Regions from separate parts of the Homo sapiens genome. Here region 2 is linked to region 1. The links are chromatin loops, found by intact Hi-C in ENCODE. Cell type or tissue: CD4-positive, alpha-beta T cell. All regions are shown on one strand. Links, peaks and the distances in the headings refer to the core of each region. The heading gives the core; the rest is flanking DNA. Region 1 overlaps PSME4 (proteasome activator subunit 4). Region 2 has its middle 43 kb from the start of PSME4.

Region 1 (4,396 bases), core at 91-4,090:
AAATTTGAAAGACAGTTAACAAATTAAGCAATCTTTCACTTTTGATTATAAAAATAGCATTCTAAAAATAGTATGAACACATGTAGTCAGCTGACAAAACTGTTTCAAAATGTGGCAGAATATATCTAAGAAGAAAAAACTCAAAATTGTCACAGTGTAGGTAATGAGTATAGGTAGGTTATATGATTTATAAATTTTATTTTAGAATAATTACAATTACAAAATGAAATGCTGAGTCTGTTAAGAGTTGAGAGTCAGTGCTGTGTTTCAGTCACAACGTCTCTTCAAAAGATCAAGAACAGCCATGGTAAAACTTTTAAGGACAAGGATGATGTGACACTTTAGGAAGAGACATGGTAAACATAATCAATAAGCACTGACTGACCAATACTAATAGAAAATTTCCAGACAAACAGCTCTTATCACTGAAGAGGAAAGCCATAGATACTTATTAATGACCACAAAGGACTTTAAAAGCAGCATGTGCCTTTGCAAAGGTAGACCCTTAAGGCAGGAAAGTAGGACGCTTGGTTATGAAGCAGCAAGAAGGCATACTGAAGAACAGGGTATCACTGAAGAAACCGCCTTACCTCCTCCTTTCATTTACAAAATACTTTCAGAAGCAGCCAAAATTATCAGCAAGAAACATCTCAGAAGGATAACTGATCTGAACACAGTTCAAAGGTCCCTGAGATCTATGAAATAGTGAAGCCTGTCTATGGCCATACCACCCTGAATGTGCCCAATCTCATCTGAAATGGTGAAGCCAGTAAGAAATTCCCTGACCTCTTATTTAAAGAAGACTCAGTCAAACCAGTATAGGTCATGGTCCCTGTGGCAAAAATAACACCCAAAAGGAATATTTACAATCAAAGCTTTTGTATTCAATTTTGAGTTTTCTTAAAAAATACTGGGGCCAGGTGTAGTGGCCCATGCCTGTAATCCCAGCACTTTGGGAGGCCAAGGCGGGAGGATCACTTGAGCCCAGGAGTTCAAGACCAGGCTGGGCAACACAGTGAGACCCTGTGTAGAGACCCTGTCTCTACAAATAAAAAATTTTAAAAATTAGCCAGGCATGGTGGCACACGCCTGTGGTCCCACCTTCTCAGGAGGCTGAGGCGGGAAGACTGCTTGAGCCCAGGAGGTCAAGGCTGTGGTGATGCAAGATCTTGCCACTGCACTCCAGCCTAGGCAACAGAGCAACCCTGAAAAAGGAAGGAAGGAAGGAAGGAAGGGAGAGAGGAAGGGAGGGAGGGAGGAAAACCTAACAAATATTGGTAAAAGCATACTTGCACAATGCACTATTCTATTTCGTGATAAAATTTGCTATTTTTATGGTTGAAATGAGTTTCCTTGTTTTAACACATGAAACTTTCAAGAAATAAATGACTTCTAACCACCTTACTTGTGCAAAACTGTCCAAAAACCAATTAGGACCTAAGTTGAAGATCATGTTTTACCTCTTCCACTTACACCATTTCACATTTGCCATCTGCACTCATTTTCAAAAAATTCTATGGTAAGGGACAAAGACTGTTGACCTAAGTAAAGGCTGAGGGTTAATCATAGATTAAATGAATTTAACAAGACATAATGAAATAATGTAGACATGCCTAAGACTGAGAGAGAAAACTGCAGAAGTCTTTAAAGACTTAATTTATAAAAAAGAAAAAGGAAATTAATACAGGCATAGAGAATGGTGCTCTTCAAGAAATGAGTACACAGGCTGGGGGTGGTGGCTCACGCCTGTAATCCCAGCACTTTGGGAGGCTGAGGCAGGGGGATCACGAGGTCAGGAGATAGAGACCATCTTGGCTAACATGGTGAAACACCGTCTCTACTAAAAACACAAAAAAATTAGCCGGGCGTGGTGGTGGGCACCTGTAGTCCCAGCTACTCGGGAGGCTGAGGCAGGAGAACGGCATGAACCCTGGAGGTGGAGCTTGCAGTGAGCTGAGATCGCACCACTGCACTCCAGCCTGGGCGACAGAGCGAGACTCCATCTCAAAACAAAACAAACAAAAACACTGAAGAGGCCAGGCGTGGTGGCTCATGCCTATAATCCCAGGACTTTGGGAGGCCAAGGCAGGCAGATCACCTGAGGTCAGGAGTTCGAGACCAGCCTGGCCAACATGGCGAAACCCCATCTCTACTAAAAATACAAACATTAGCTGGGTATGGTGGTGCATGCCTGTAATCCCAGCTGCTCGGGAGGCTGAGGAACGCGAATCACTTGAACCCGGGAAGTGGAGGTTGCAGTGAGCTGAGATCACACCACTGCACTCCAGCCTGAGCGTCAGAGTGAGACACCATCTCAGAAAAAAAAGAATGATAAGCCAAACGTGCTAAAACTGAGAAAATTTAAAGCTAGACCACAACTGGACAGAAATGATACCTGTCAGTCTAGTATGAAATCACTATTAACCAAAAAAGGGCAGATGATATTTTATTATATAAACTCAGAATAAAATATAAAACCAAAAATTAGCTATCAAAGAGGCAGGATGTAGGTGCAAGAAGTCAATGATCTGCAAGAGAGATGCAGCCTCAGATACAGTTTATAGAGGGCAATGAATTGTTTCAGGAGTCAAATTACACAGAAATAGGCACATTAAAATATCTGCTTGTTTCTTTCAAACAACTCAATATTTTTCAATCATGATCACCCCCCTAAAAAACCCCAAGTACTCCCAAATAAGTGCTTTAAATGGAAATACTTACTTAGGAAACCAATTTAATCCTAGGTGCTCTGTCTTGGAATATAATATTCTTTCTACCATGTCATAAAGTGGTCTCCAGGGTAACTCCAAATCAGCTCTTGAAAGAAGTTCCTTTTTCCTAAAAAGTAAAATAAAATAAATACCTATGTATGCATATGTGCACAGATGTGTGTATACCACAAATACTACACAGGGACAGTTAAACATTGCTGCTCATCACCATGGGTTTTGCTTTCCCCATCCATGGCCACTCACTAGCAGAACATAGTATTAAGAAGAATAATGCACCCAATTCTTGCTGCTGCTCAAACCTCAAAGAGCAGCAGATAAAAGAGGGCATTTAAATTTGTGTCGCCATTATTGTGGATGAATTTCATGTTTTCCCACACTATGGAATATTTAATGTTTCCAGCATTGAGTTGGATGCTTCAGGGTAAGCAAAAGAATCCATGATCTTTGTCTTGTCTTCTCAAGGGACTTAACAACCTATAAAAGGGGAAGTTCAATGGGTGCTAGAGAAGAGACCATGTCATGGAAGAGATGGAATTTTAACTAAAAGGTTAACTGACACATTTGATGAAAATTAAGATAATGTTTTTTGCAATCATTTTCCAAATTGGCAATTTGAGACTTGGTCTTCTTACCAAAAACACTTAGTCCTCATTCCCTAAAACCCTGAAGAAACAAACAAACCTTAACAGAAACCTCTGGAAAAAGACTTACTTTAACAAGTTGATCAAAAGGCGGGCAAATCCCTGCATCATGCTGATTTCCAGTTTTGGAATTGATACCAGCTCATACAATAACTTAATAAAAAGAACATGATCTTCTTTGCTAAATTTTCTCCCATAAAGTCGAATATATCTGCAAGAGAAAAATAGATATACCCTTTAAAAATAGGTATGATGACACATCCATGTTCAATGCAGCATTATCCATAGAAGCCAAGATGTAGATGCAACCTGAATGGCCACAGAAGGATGAATGGATAAGGAAAATGTGGCATATACAACACAATGGATTATTGTCTTTTTTTTTTTTTTTTAACATTTCATGGAAAACTTTTTATTGGTTTTCTGGATAGAAACAGGAATTTATTTGCCAGGAAGAATGATCCCATCATACTTCAGCTAGAACCAGTGATGAGGATGATTCAGTCTTAAAAAAGAAGGAAATCCAGTCATAAGCTACAGCATGTATGAATGTTAAGTGAAATACGCCAGTCACAAAAGACAAATACTGTGTAGGTATCCAAAGTAATCAAACTCATAGAAACAGAAAGTAGAATACTTGCTGCCAGGGGTTGCAAGGACCAGGAAATGGAGAGCTGTTATTCAATGGGTATAGTTTCAGTCAAGTAAAATAAAAGAAGTTGTACAACAATGTATATATGGTTAACAATACTGTATTGTACAGTTAAAAATTAAGATAAACTTGATACTTATTTTTAATGACAATTTTTAAAAATAGGTGTGGTAACAATTTCAAATGTCTTTGATGGTTAACTATTTTATATCTATTCTCACTATTATGCAGTAAAAAATTGTTCTGTACTTCAATTGAGACATAACCAGGCCAGGCAAAGTAGTTCATGCCTGTAATCCCTGCACTTTGAGAGGCTAAAGCAGGAGGATCACTTGAACCCAGGAGTTCAAGACCAGCCTGGGCAACGTAGC
Region 2 (4,396 bases), core at 67-4,066, 66 kb after region 1:
GGTGGCTGAGGAAGGAGAAACACTTGAACCTGGGAAGTTGAGGTTGCAGTGAGCTGAGACTTTGCCACTGCATTCCAACCTGGGCAACAGAGCGAGACTCCGTCTCAAAAAAAAAAAAAAAATACTCCCAGGCTGGACATGGTGGCTCACACGATCACTTAAGTTTAGGAGTTCAAGACCAGTCTGAGAAACATAGCAAGACCTCGCTCCTATCTACTAAATAAATAAATAATAAACATTAGCCAGGCATGGTGGCACATGCTTGTAGTTCAGCTACTCAGGAGGCTGAAGCCGGAGGATCACTTGAGCCCAGGAGGTTGAGGCTGCAGTGAGCCATGACTGTGCCACTGCACTCTAGCCTAGGCATGAGCAAGACCCTGTCTCAATCAATCAATCAATCAATAAAGCATTTTGTATTTGTCTCTCTGCTCTCCCTATGCTGACTAGAAGCATGACACTCTCCCTCTTGGTACAGCACTGAGGCCGTCAGTCACCAGAATCTGGTGACTCCTCTATCCTCAGCTCCTCTGTTACTCGTCTGATCTACAGTCCTTTAATCCATCATCTCTGTCTGGCGCGGGTTGTTTCCCAAGCCTCCCAGTTGCTTGGCCAGCTTTGGCACTCCTACCCCTATCCTCTTTCTCAACTAGCAGCCAGAGTTTTCCTATTAAAAGCTAAGCCAGGTCAAGTCACTCTTGGCGCTGGAGTGGCTTCCCATCTCGTTCAGAGTGAAAGCTGGTGTTCACAGTAGCCTACAAGGCCCTGAGTGCTCTGACCTGTCTTCTTCTCTGATCTCACCTCCCACTCTCCCTCTCCCTCTGCTCTAGTTACGCCAGCTCTTAGCTGTTCCTTGAATATGCCAAGATGCTCTTACCTCAAGACGTGCACTGTCGTTGCAGGAAACACATTTCGCAGATATATCTATCTGCATGCATGACACGGTCCCTCACCCCTTCAAGGTTTTGCTCAAAATGTCACTTTCTCAGGGAGGCTTTCTCTGAGCTCCTTTTAAATTCAACTCTCCCCACCTGCCCCCACCCCCCGCCCCAGCTTCCACATCCTCAGCAATTTCTGTTCCCTTCCCCTGCCATGTTTTGGTCAATATAACATTTACCACCATCTAATATGTGTGTGTGTGTGTGTGTGTGTGTGTGTGTGTGTGTGTGTGTGTGTGTGTGTGTGTGTGTTTTGAGACAGAGTCTTGCTCTGTTGCCCGGCTGGGGTGCAATGTCACAATCTCGGCTCACTGCAACCTGTGCCTGCCAGGTCCAACCGATTCTTCTGCCTCAGCCTCCCAAGTAGCTGGGATTAGAGGCATGCACTACCATGCCCAGCTAATTTTGTATTTTTAGTAGAGACGCGGTTTCATCATGTTGGCCAGGCTGGTCTTGAACTCCTGACCTCAGGTGATCCACCCACCTCGTCCTTCCAAAGTGCTGGGATTACAGGCATGAGCCACTGCGCACGGCCACCATCTAATAAACTTTAACCGATGTATTATTTATTGCCTGCACTTCTATACAAATCCTTGACTGTAAGTTCTATGACGAGTTTATTTAACAGTTCCAGACACAGAGAAGCACTACAAGAGAGAAAAAAGAAAAAAAAAAAAAAGAGAGAGAGAGGTGAGTGAATTCAGTTAGTAGTTAGCCTGAGAAATGAGAAATTGTACTAAATGAAGTGACACACTGGGAACACTGGATAACAATTTGTGGTTACAATGGAAGGCTTAAGAAACTCAGTGGAGGCTGGGTGTGGTGGCTCACACCTGTAATTCCACCACTTTGGGAGGCTGAGGTGGGCAGATCACTTGAGGTCAGGAGTTCGAGACCAGCCTGGCCAACGTGGTGAAGCCCCTTCTCCACTAAAAATACAAACATTAGCCGGGAGTGGTGGCAGGCACTTGTAATCCCAGATACCCAGGAGGCTGAGGCAGGGGAATCGCTTGAACCTGGGAGGCGGAAATTGCAGTGAGCTGAGATCGCACTGTTGCACTCCAGCCTGGCAGACAAGAGCAAAAAAACTCCGTCTGAAAAAAAAAAAGAAAGAAACTCAGTAAAATTAAGGCAGGCAGGGCAGGTTGGGGAATGCAAACCTTTCAGTTTCTGTGGTTTTCCTTCCTCTTCATCTCCTGCAGTGAAGATGAGGGTGGGGCTAGGGTCAGGATTATCTTCACTTTATTTCTTTTTTTACCTTTCTTTCTTTCTTTTTTTGAGATGAAGTCTCACTTTGTCACCCAGGCTGCAGTGGCACGAACTTGGCTCACTGCAACCTCCACCTCCCCATTTCAGGCAATTCTCCTGCCTCATCCTCCCGAGTAGCTGAGATTACAGGTACCCACCACCAGGCCTGGCTAATTTTTTGTATTTTTAGTAGAGACAGGGTTTCACCACGTTGGCCAGGCTGGTCTCAAACTCCTGACCTTAAGTGATCCGCCCACCTTGGCCTCCCAAAGTGCTGGGATTACAGGCTTGAGCCACCGCTCCCAGCCGTCCCCTATGCCTTTTTTAAATAAGCTCTTTTTATTTCAGCTGGTTGAGTGAGAAATGCTTGTTCCTTGCAAATAAATGAGCAAACTATAATAATAAATTTGTAAAAAAAAAATTTTTTTTCTTTTTTGTTTCTTTTTATTTATTTATTTATCTTTCAAGACAGGGTCTTGCTCTGTCCCCTGGGCTGGAGTACAGTGGTGCAATCATGGCTTACAGCAATCTCGGACTCTTGGCCTCAAGCAGTCCTCCCACCTCAGCCTCTCAAAGTGCTGAGATTACTGGTGTGAGCCACTGTATCTGGCCCCCCATGTTTTTGGTGTATTTTCTCTTTCTACTTCAATATTATATTGTAGTAGATGCCTTGAATTTAGGACAATATCCTAATCTTTGGCTACTCAAAGTGGGGTCTGGGGAGCAGCAGTATACTAGCTATCACTGGGAGTGAGTTAGAAAGTCAGAGTCTTGCTGGGCGTGGTAGCTCATGCCTGTAATCCCAGCACTTTGGGAGGCTGAGGCGGGCAGATCACTTGAGGTCAGGTATTTGAGATCAGCCTGGGCAACATGGTGAAAACCTGTCTCTGATAAAAAAGATAAGTAAATAAATTACAGGCGGGTGTGGTGGCTCACGCCTGTAATCCCAAGCACTCTGGGAGGCCGAGGCGAGCAGATCATGTGAGGACGGGAGTTCAAGACCAGCCTGATCATGGAGAAACCCTGTCTCTACTAAAAATACAAAATTAGCCAGGTGTGGTGGTGCATGCCTGTAATCCCAGCTACGTGGGAGGCTGAGGCAGGAGACTCGCTTGAACCTGGGAGACAGAGGTTGCGGTGAGTCGAGATTGTGCCATTGTTCTCCAGGGAAAAAAAAAATACAAAAAGTCAGCCAGGTATGGTGGTGTGTGCCTGTAGTCCCAGCTACTCCTGAGGCTGAGGTAAGGATCACCTGAGCCTGGGGAGGTGGAGGATTCAGCGAGCCATGATTGTGCCACTGCACTCCAGCCTGGGCAACAGAGTGAGACCCCGTCACACACACACACACACACACACACACACACACACACACACACGGCAGAATCTCAGCCTGTGCCCCAAACCTGCTGAATTAGAATCTGCATTTTAACAAGATCCCAGGTGATTTCAGATGCATGTGACAGTTTGAGAGGCCCAGCTGTAATCTACTCTGTAATCTAGAGTAGATTACACTGAGTTGTCATTATATTTTTGGAGAGATGGGGTTTTGTTATGTTGACCAGGCTGATCTCCAAACTCCTGGCATCAAGTGATTTTCCCACCTCAGCCTCCCAAAGTGCTGGGATTATGGCTGGGAGATACCACACCCAGCTAACTAGAATTTTAAATGTTTCTCATTGCTGTCAGAACAAGCCATAAGCCCCAGCCTGACCTTTATGGCCACAGTAAGATGGACCTTACCTACTTCTCCAGTCTTTCCTATATTAATATCCTGTTCCACCTAAATTGCTTGACTTAATTATTCTCCAAATATGCTAAGCATATTTGGGATGTATGCTCATGGTCTTTGCTTTGTCTGTCTGCTCAGTTTCCACATCTGTTTGGAGGCCACTGCTGCCTGGCTTAGCTCACAGTGCTGTCTCATTCTGTAAACATCTGTAGCCCTCCCAGTGCCATAAAAAAAATATGTAGCCTTGCCTACTCATGAATGCCTAACACAATACAGTGCATATATTAGTTTTTTGATTCATTAGTTACATTCTTATTAATTTTTTTTTTAATTCAGAAGAGGCTTGCTAATTTATAAGGCTCAAATTTCTCTGACCAAGCAGGAGTTAAGGCCAAACAGGGAGAAACTGGAAGCAATGTGCTCACGTGTCTTTGTTTGGATTTTCATCACACCCTAATGAGGGTGCAGTTATTTCAGTGACATT

What was found. A loop is a pair of places that touch in the nucleus more often than their neighbours do. Peaks named below come from ENCODE experiments on the same cell type or tissue, not always from the same donor. Only the 100,000 strongest peaks of a DNase experiment are listed, where the experiment ranks them.
Region 2: it touches region 1 in a loop (1.9-fold over the local background); 1 of 110 quality-filtered maps calls a loop at or near these places.

The regions. Positions count from the first base shown.
Region 1 is chr2:53,945,700-53,950,095 of GRCh38, forward strand. PSME4 (proteasome activator subunit 4) reads right to left here. Exons shown (of 47, transcript NM_014614.3): 2 at 3,444-3,584; 3 at 2,722-2,838. Among named protein-coding and RNA genes, the nearest start is that of PSME4, 23 kb to the right of the region's middle. In CD4-positive, alpha-beta T cell, for the core only: no CTCF peak of the experiment used is centred there; no DNase peak of the experiment used is centred there.
Region 2 is chr2:54,012,130-54,016,525 of GRCh38, forward strand. It overlaps a transcript of ACYP2 not described here. Among named protein-coding and RNA genes, the nearest start is that of PSME4, 43 kb to the left of the region's middle. In CD4-positive, alpha-beta T cell, for the core only: no CTCF peak of the experiment used is centred there; a DNase peak (open chromatin) is centred at 2,032; H3K4me3 peaks cover 359 bases; H3K27ac peaks cover 768 bases.